3 separate regions of the Mus musculus genome follow, and regions 1 and 3 are each linked to region 2. A link is a contact called in ENCODE POLR2A ChIA-PET data. All regions are on one chromosome and are shown on one strand. Each heading gives the region's core, a stretch centred on a gene start or an enhancer-like site at or near the end of the contact. The rest is flanking DNA. Distances are from core to core; before and after follow the strand shown.

The links. ChIA-PET counts read pairs that join two places held with the same protein, here RNA polymerase II (POLR2A).
Region 1: POLR2A ChIA-PET joins it to region 2 with 27 read pairs in Patski. The contact joins the promoter of Clpp here to the promoter of Dus3l in region 2. POLR2A ChIA-PET finds 5 or more read pairs at or near these places in 3 of 5 experiments (Patski and embryonic stem cell).
Region 3: POLR2A ChIA-PET joins it to region 2 with 10 read pairs in embryonic stem cell. The contact joins the promoter of Gtf2f1 here to the promoter of Dus3l in region 2. POLR2A ChIA-PET finds 5 or more read pairs at or near these places in 4 of 5 experiments (Patski and embryonic stem cell).

Annotation. Positions count from the first base shown.
Region 1 is chr17:56,988,934-56,991,780 of GRCm38, reverse strand. It overlaps Clpp (caseinolytic mitochondrial matrix peptidase proteolytic subunit), which reads right to left and starts at 1,517. Exons shown (of 6, transcript NM_017393.2): 1 at 1,268-1,517; 2 at 1,104-1,175; 3 at 391-487. The coding sequence starts at 1,453. It overlaps Gm33509 (a long non-coding RNA gene), which reads left to right and starts at 1,858. Exons shown (of 2, transcript XR_385672.4): 1 at 1,858-2,072.
Region 2 is chr17:56,763,460-56,766,159 of GRCm38, reverse strand. It overlaps Dus3l (dihydrouridine synthase 3-like (S. cerevisiae)), which reads right to left and starts at 1,409. Exons shown (of 13, transcript NM_144858.2): 1 at 1,219-1,409; 2 at 368-635. The coding sequence starts at 1,304.
Region 3 is chr17:57,010,018-57,012,717 of GRCm38, reverse strand. It overlaps Gtf2f1 (general transcription factor IIF, polypeptide 1), which reads left to right and starts at 1,430. Exons shown (of 13, transcript NM_133801.2): 1 at 1,430-1,609; 2 at 1,696-1,742. The coding sequence starts at 1,598. It also overlaps the pseudogene Gm17949.

The DNA of each region.
Region 1 (2,847 bases), core at 268-2,767, 230 kb before region 2:
CCGGTATACTAGCATATTTGGAAAGTTCCAGGCCAGTGAGAGACCGTCTTAGAGTGATTTTTTTCTCTCTCTCTCTTTTTGTTTTTTTTTGTTTTTTTTCGAGAAAGGGTTTCTTTCTTTCTTTCTTACTTTTTTTTGTTTGTTTGTTTTTCGAGATAAGAGTTCTTCTCTGTGTAGCTCTGGCTATCCTGGAACTCACTCTGTAGACCAGGCTGGTCTCGAATTCAGAAATCAGCCTGCCTCTGCCTCCCAAGTGCAGGAATTAAATGTGTGCACTACCATACCCTGCTTTGAGCGATTTTAAATTTTAGATTCTGTAGGAGGCACAAGGCTGCATGTCTTCCCCAAAGGGGCTATCTCTGACCCCACAACCAGGCTGTCCTGGCTTACCTGGGCTGTTGATATACATATGAATGGGCTTCTTGTTGCTTTCAGACTGTAAGAACAACAGCTGGGCAATGACCAGACTGGCCACACTGTCGTCAATCTGCAGGTGGGGAGAGCAGAGGTATCCTCAGGTTGAAGGTGGGATGGATAGAGGCTTAAGGAGTTGAGGCCCTGGGAACCAGGAATTTCCAGCACAGGAAGAGATGGCTGGGGAAGCCCCAGATAGTGGAAGACCCTAAGCTGGGGACAAGACTGGGACGGAGTGCTCTCCTAGCAGGCAAAAGGCCCTGGGTTTAAGCACTGCCTACACCTGGTCTGGTTTAGGAACCTCATCCCTCCCTCAAATGTCCTGTCAGCTACATGGGGAGTTCAAGGCCAGCCTGGGACCCTGACTCAGAAGACCAAAGGATAAACTGAAACAAAGAATGGCTGACAACAGCAGACTATGGTAAGAATGCACATTTTACATTCCAACGTTTGGGAAGCTATGGCAGGACGATGGAAAGGTAGGGGCTAGCCTGTACTACAAAGCAAAAATTTTGCTCAAGTTTTTTTTTTTTTTTTTTAAAGAATGTTTAAGGTCAGGGTCTAGGGCCTAGGGTCTAGGAGGTCACCAAGGATGAGGGGGAAGAGGGGGTTATATGACACAGAGCTTGACAAAGGATAAATGTTGGTGAGACAACAAGGTGTGCCCGGGAAGGACCGGGGTCGCTCACCGGGCCCATGACGCACACGATGCGTTCCCGCAACAGCCTCGAGTATATGTCATAAGCGCGCTCGCCTCGACCCTTCGTGGGAAAAGAAGATGTGAAAGGTCATCCTCCCTTGCACGCCGACCGACTACAAGCCTCCGCGCCATGTCCCCATCAGGTCACCGTACCGTCTGCTCCACCACTATGGGGATGAGCGGGAAAGCTCGCGTCGCAGTTCCATGCAGGCTCCTCCGCAGGGGTGAGCAGCTCACAGCAGTCCATGGCGGGGAGAAATGCACGGCAAGGCGAGACAACAGAGCGCGACATCCGTCCACAGCCACCCGGGCCTCCCCCAGCAGCACTCTGGGCCACATGACGACGCGCACTCCGGCTTGGCTTCCGGAACTACAACACCCGGCGTGCTTTGCGGGAGTCACTGGCTCATCCACTTCCGAGAACAGAATAAGCGGAACTGAAGAAGGCGGGGATAAGTCTGTGGGTGGGGTCCTCGTTAGAGGTAGGCGTTCGAATAAATAAGAAAAACCCGCGTATTAGTCCCATGGAAGTTCTCGGACGAGGTTGCGCTGTTCCCGGTGCCCACGCGGGAAGAAGCTCACGGAGGTGCTCACCAAAGGGTGAGAAGAGGCTTAGGGGACGCACCAGCCCACCACCATCGTCCCGCAGCAATCAGGTCCACGTGCTGGCCTGTAACCAATTGATCTTCCAGAACTACAATTCCCAGCTGCTTTGCGACCCCTGACTCCCGTATAGGCTCGCTAGAGAAAGGAGGAGAGTGTCTCTGGGACAGGACTTAGACCAGGAATCGCCAGGGGATTTATTGAACAATGTAGTTTAGGGCATTGTGAACACTGAGATAGGAGAGGAGGCCTGGATCTTGCCACAAGTTCTGGACGTTCGCTACACCTGTATTCGTTTTCAGAGGGCGTCCAGCTTTCTAGAAGCGTTCCTTTTTTGTCCAAGTAAAACTGGAGGGTAGGTAGACAGTGCCTACTGTCCATGTGCATGGTCCTATACCTTGAGAAATACTGTGCCCGCCATCTCGATCTGTCGCCGTAAGACCAAGATTCTGGGAGCTCCCCCCACCGCCATACCTGCCTCGTCTGTGCCTACGTTGCAGCTGGAGGCTCTTGGAAGAGGTGAAACTGAGCCATTGAACCTGCGACAGTCAGGCAATCACCTCTGCATTCATCTTCTTTGTCTTCCCTGCAACTCTTTTAAAAAAATAATATAGATATAGATATTTAGATATAGATTTATTTATTATTATTCATAAGTACACTGTAGCTGTCTTCAGATGCACCAGAAGAGGGCGTCAGATCTCATTAAGGGTGGTTGTAAGCCACCATGTGGTTGCTGGGATTTGAACTTAGGACCTTGGGAAGAGCAGTCAGTGCAACTCTTTTTAGCAGCCACACTTTTTCCCACGTGTCACTCCCCTCTGCCCTGTGCTAGGCTCCTTTACAATACATCTGTATCGGGCTGAGACATCATGCTCTGCTACCACCTCAGGCACATTCTGGAACTTTCTTAATTGTCGCCTGATGTAAGCATTACTTAAAGCGGTTGCCATGTTCCCTGAGGAAGATACACTTGCGTAACTGGAGACTTGTACCTTTAAATTGCATAAAAGCCAGACATGACCATCAAAAGCCAGAGATGTTTTTCCCTAGAGCTCTCCAAACGACACAGGCTCTTGTCATTACTCTGGGTTGCTCACCATAATTAGATGACAAGACTCAGTTGCTGA
Region 2 (2,700 bases), core at 160-2,659:
AAATAAATAAATAAATAAATAAATAAATAAATAAATCTTTTTAAAAAAAAAAGGTAAATTGAAATAGCTGAGCACATCTTTAATCCCAGAACTTGGGAGTGCTCTCTGAGTTCAGGACCAGCCTAGTTTACAGAGTGAGTTCCAGGTCAGCCAGGGCTACACAGAGAAACCCTGTCTCAAAAAAACCAAAAATAAATAAATTCAAGTGTGATGTGTAGATAGGCTGAGGGTCAATGACTTTGAAGGCAGCACCAGGGGCCAAGGCAAGGCACTACTAGGTCGAGTCCCTGTAGGTCAAGGGTCATATATATTTGTCACAGCACAGCATCTTCAGACTTTAAGCCAAGCCTGTAGAGCCACCCCTCACCTGGAGGAAGGACGGGCAGAGCCTGTCCTTGTCGTAGTGTGCTGGCTTCACATGGGGCCGGCTTTTGTTTTGGCCACGGGCCCTCTTGGGCACCTGCCTTTCACGGGATTCAATTGCCACCTCTGTCTTCCCATTTTCCTGCCCATCTTCCAGGCGAATTCTTTTGGCCCCTGGCTCAGCTGGGTCTCCTGTGGGCACTTCCTGGCATGCACCCTCCTGCTTGTCTCCATCCAGATATTCGTGGAACCGTTCTTTGGTTGTGCGGTACCTGCCAGAGCGGGAGAGGCTCGATGTGCACAGGGAAAGGGGCTTGGGGGCTAATGCCAAGCTCACGTGCTCCTGCTTGCAGGAAGCTTTCCCTACTTAGAACCAGCCAGTTTTCACCCAGTGCCACGGGGACACCTGTTTTACACTTGAAGGAGCCATTTGTGTCTCTGCTCTGAGAACTGAATTGCCTTAAGGGTTGCGACACACAAATATCAATATCCTTGGTAGGCTACGAAGGAACTACAAACCCCAGCATGCTTGGCAGCGAGACTCAAGCTACCACCCTTCCCAGGTCTTTCGCTGCGAGCCATTTTTTTTTCCCTCGTGGAGACTACAAGCCCCACCATGCACCTCGGGCCCTGCTTCTGGTTCCCCAAAGCTGCCTATGTGCACAGCCGGCCTCATGGCTTGTGACAACCAACACATGTTACACTCGTGTGTCAGCAGAAGGTAGGTAAAGACTTTGGCGCCTCCGGGATGCCGCTCTCCAGGATGCCGCCACACCTCCCAGCATGCACCACTCGCACCCGCCACGGACGCCGGGAAGGCCACATCAGCTTCGCTGACGGGCGCCAGCGACTCACTGAGCTTTAATGGGCGCCACCCCCCGTTCGCACGCGCCAACCCCGGAGTCACCGCCACCACCGCTCTCCGCTGCCGTCTCCGCCATCGATGCCCCTCACACCAGCTCTGGAGTGTGGCAGGAAAGTCTTCCGGGTCGCTCGTGTCCTCTGGAGCCTACAGAAAGAAATGCGCACGCTCAGACTACAGCAATGCTGCTAAGGCGCGCGTGCGCACGACCGTGGGGGCGGGGGGGGGGGGGGCCAAGGCTGCGCAGGAAACGGAAGTGCTCAAGGGTCCCGGAGGGGTTCTTGTCGGTCATCCGTGGGTCACTCTTGATCCGTGGAAGTGAATCTGGGGGTGTGGGTGTGGGTGCAGCTCACACTCACCTACTCTGCTTCTGTCCCTTTTACAAACGAGTCTGTTATTTTATAATAAAAAACCGCAGCCCGAGCGGTGTTGCGCACGCCTTTAATCCCAGCACTGGGGAGATCGAGTCAGGTGAATCATGAGTTCGAGGCCAGCCTGGTCTATAGAGTGAGGTCCAGAACAGCCTGAGCTACTCAGAGAAACCGTGTCTCAGAAGACAAACAAAAAATACCAACAGCTTTGAAGGATCAAATGACTTCACGGGGACACGCTGTCCTTTGACAGTGCCCTTCGTGAGCCACTGTGGCCCATAAACGCGTGGCAATTTGAATTATTTTTATTGTACTGCCTTTTCTTTTCTTTTTTCTTTTTTTTTTTTTTTTTGAGACAGCGTCTCACTATGTAGCCCAGGCAAGCCTCAAACTCAGAAATCCTCCTGCCTCTGCCTCCCAAGTGCTGGGATTAAAGGTGTGTGCCAGCGTTACTTTGAAAGTGACATTTACTCATCTATTGTGTGTGTGTGGGTCTCCTGTGTGTCACCCTTATGTGGAGGTCATATGACAATGGGGGGCGGGGGTCCCTGCATCCCCATGTCGGTCCCGGGATTGAACTCAGCCCCTTGAGCCTGACATCAGGCACTTCTCCGATCCTGCAATTACTATTTTAATAAAAATGTGCTTAAACATGTAAGAACAGCACTTGGGTGGATCGGGAGGTAGTGTTTTGTTTTTGTTTTGGTTTTTTTTTTTTTGGGGGGGGGGGAGGGGGTCGAGACAGGGTTTCTCTGTATAGCCCTGGCAGTCCTGGTGTTTGAGGCCAGCCTGAGCTACATGTCTCAACCAAAGCCAAGTCAAACCAATCAGTATTTAAATTTATTTAATTCATGGAGATGGGGGTCTCACCCTGTAGCCCAGGCTGTCCCGCAACGCACGAACTAGACTCTGCTGGTTGTATAACATAAGGGGAAACAGGCCCAGAGAGGTAAAGCGATTAATTAGCCTTAGACCACAATAGCACCCTGTTTGCGCCATTGCTCTCTACCGTCCCTACTGGGCAAGATGGGAATAACAATGCATTTTAAGGCTGAGGCTCCTTTGTAGCGTCTACAATTGGGTTGTGATAAGGACACGCTCTTG
Region 3 (2,700 bases), core at 181-2,680, 250 kb before region 2:
CAGCAGCTGGCCCAGCTCCACATGGTAGAAGCCGTATTTCAGAGCCATGTTTCTGCACTGGGTCCCTTTCCCGCAGCCGGGCCCCCCCACCACGAAGATGATCAGGGGATACCTCAGGATATCTATGGTGTTCAGGGAAGAAAGATGGTACTAGTGCAAGTCTATAAGAAATCCTGGACTCACGTTGAAGCATCCCCCTGTGGGGATTTTCCTGAGCCATTTGCACAGACCTCCATGAAGTGCCTTAGTGACTCCATCACCCCATTTTACAGATAAAGAAGAGGGCCCTCAAACTCACCCAGTAGCACCCTGCTCCGCCCACCATGCGGTCCTTTCTATGCTGCCTGCTTGTGCCTCTAGTCACACAACCTCTGAGTTGGGATAAGACCTCTCTGCCCTTTCCTCTCCTCCGCAGTCAGCCCTCGTTCTTTGTCCCTTTCAGTTCACTTTGGTCTTCCTAGCCAGCCTCTGTAACTTAAGGCGCACTCCCTGAAGGCGGAGAAATGAATGCCTCCCCTACTAGACACATCTGTGGAGTCAGTTGTTTATGCAAAGACAGTCATGGAATCAGCCTATCTCATTCCTCTCAAGTTCAATGCCTGTGCCTCCCTTGCCCCTCTGCTTAACCAACTCCTTTGCATCCCGTAGGCTCCCTTTCTCTGATTTGTCCCCAGAGAATAGTACTTTCCATTTCCGACACTGGCTCCTCTACTCAAGTTATATGCCAAAGGCATCAACCAACAGTGAGGTGGGAGCATGCGCAGATGCGTTCCTTCCGTGCAGGGGTTGGTGTACACCCCCAGGTAGTGGGGATACTTGCCCATCTCCCCCTTTCGTTGGCCCATGTAAACCAACCACCCCACGTCGTTACCCTTCTCCTGGGGCCTCAAAGCTCTGCCCAGCTGGGGCAGCGTGGACTCGCACAGACCCATCCCGCCCGCAATGCCGGGGTACGCTGGGGCCCTGTCTCCACCCTGCACCGAGTCCCCGGCTCCGCTCTACGTCACAAGGGACTCATTTTGCAAGATCCTCGGGATCCCCATATCCCAGGACACAGAAAACTGAACCTCAGACCCGCCCCAGAAGAGCCGAAGAAGCCACCCCACAGAGTGGGCCTCGGTTGCCATGGCAACTCGGCCTCCGTTCCCGCTTCTTGGACACATTTACGCTTGCGCAAGAGGATCGAGTTCGCGTCTACCAGGAGACTCCATTTCCACCCTACCCAGGATGCTCCGCGGTGCCTGCGTCGTGACGTCACGACGGGCGTGTCTACACGTGACTTTTCCGTGGTATATAAACAGAGAACGCCGCCAAAAGGTGGCTTTCTCTCCGAAGCTGGTGATCTAGAGTAGTTACAGCGGCTGCGCTCTTCTCGGTGTGGCAGCTCAACTTCCGGGTCAGGCTCTAACGCATGCGCAGAGAGTTAGGTCTCTTTTTCTCGTCTTCCAGCATTCTCCGAGACTTAAGGATTTGGAAATCCAAAGCACAGCATCACACTAACGTGACAACCAGGAAAGGTGCCTTCCCTTTCCTGGAGCCGAGGGACACAACGAAGTTCATCCCGTCAGGCCGACCGGGAGCAGCTTGAGCAACGGCCATGGCGGCTCTAGTGAGTATGAATGAGGTGGGGACAGAGGTGTCGCAGAACAGACCCCGCGCCCTCTCCTCGCCTTACAGACCCCTGCTCTCTTGCAGGGCTCCAGCAGCCAGAATGTCACCGAGTACGTCGTCCGAGTCCCCAAGTAAGTCCCCGTCCACCCACACTCCAGAACCTCGGCCCTGTGTTCCCCTGCCACCCCGTCCAAGACACAGTAACAGTTACCCCTTGGTAGTTAATGTCAGGGGTCGGTGACTTTGCCCTGAGTCAGACGGGTCAGGTCAGACATGGTGACTGCCTTTAATCTCAGCACTTGGGAAGCAGATGTAAGAGAATTTCTGTGAGTTCGCAGCCAGCCAGGTCTGTATAGTGAGTTCCAGGACAGCCAGGGCTACATAGTCGGGTCCTGTCCCAAAATAAAAGAAAACCCCAAACTGGTCACAGGTGGTATACATCCTGTTTTTTTGTGCCAAGTGCCATGTCCCTCAACTTCTAACTTTATTTTAGGTGGGTACATGCTAGGCAAGTACTCCACCACCGAGCCACACCCAGCCCCCTCTTAAGTTTTGTTTATTTTGAAGACAAGAGTCTTACTGTGTAGTTCAGATGGTTTGATCAGGCTGGCTTTGAACCCACTCAGATCCATTAAGACCCTTGCCTGCCTGCCCTTCTTTCTACATAGGGGTCCTCCGCACTTTTGGTTCCTTTTTTCTTTTTTTCTCTTTTGGTTTTTCGAGACAGGGTTTCTCTGTGTAGCCCTGGCTGTCCTGGAACTCACCTTGTAGACCAGGCTGGCCTCGAACTCAGAAATCCACCTGCCTCTGCCTCCCAAGTGCTGGGATTAAAGGCATGTGCCAACTCTGCCTGGTGGTCCCTTTGTTTCTTGAAGATTTAATTTATTATCTATGTGTATGAATGTTCTCTCTTGTCTCTCCTCTCTCACTCTCGCTCTTGCTCTCGCTCTCACTCTTTCTGTATGTGATGCTGTAAGAGAGCCTAGTGTCTGTGGATCTTTATCTGATGGGGTTGGGTTGGATGAGATGGATCTTGATTCTTTAAAACAAAACAAAACAAAACCCCTGAAAAACTAGAGCGTGGTTCTC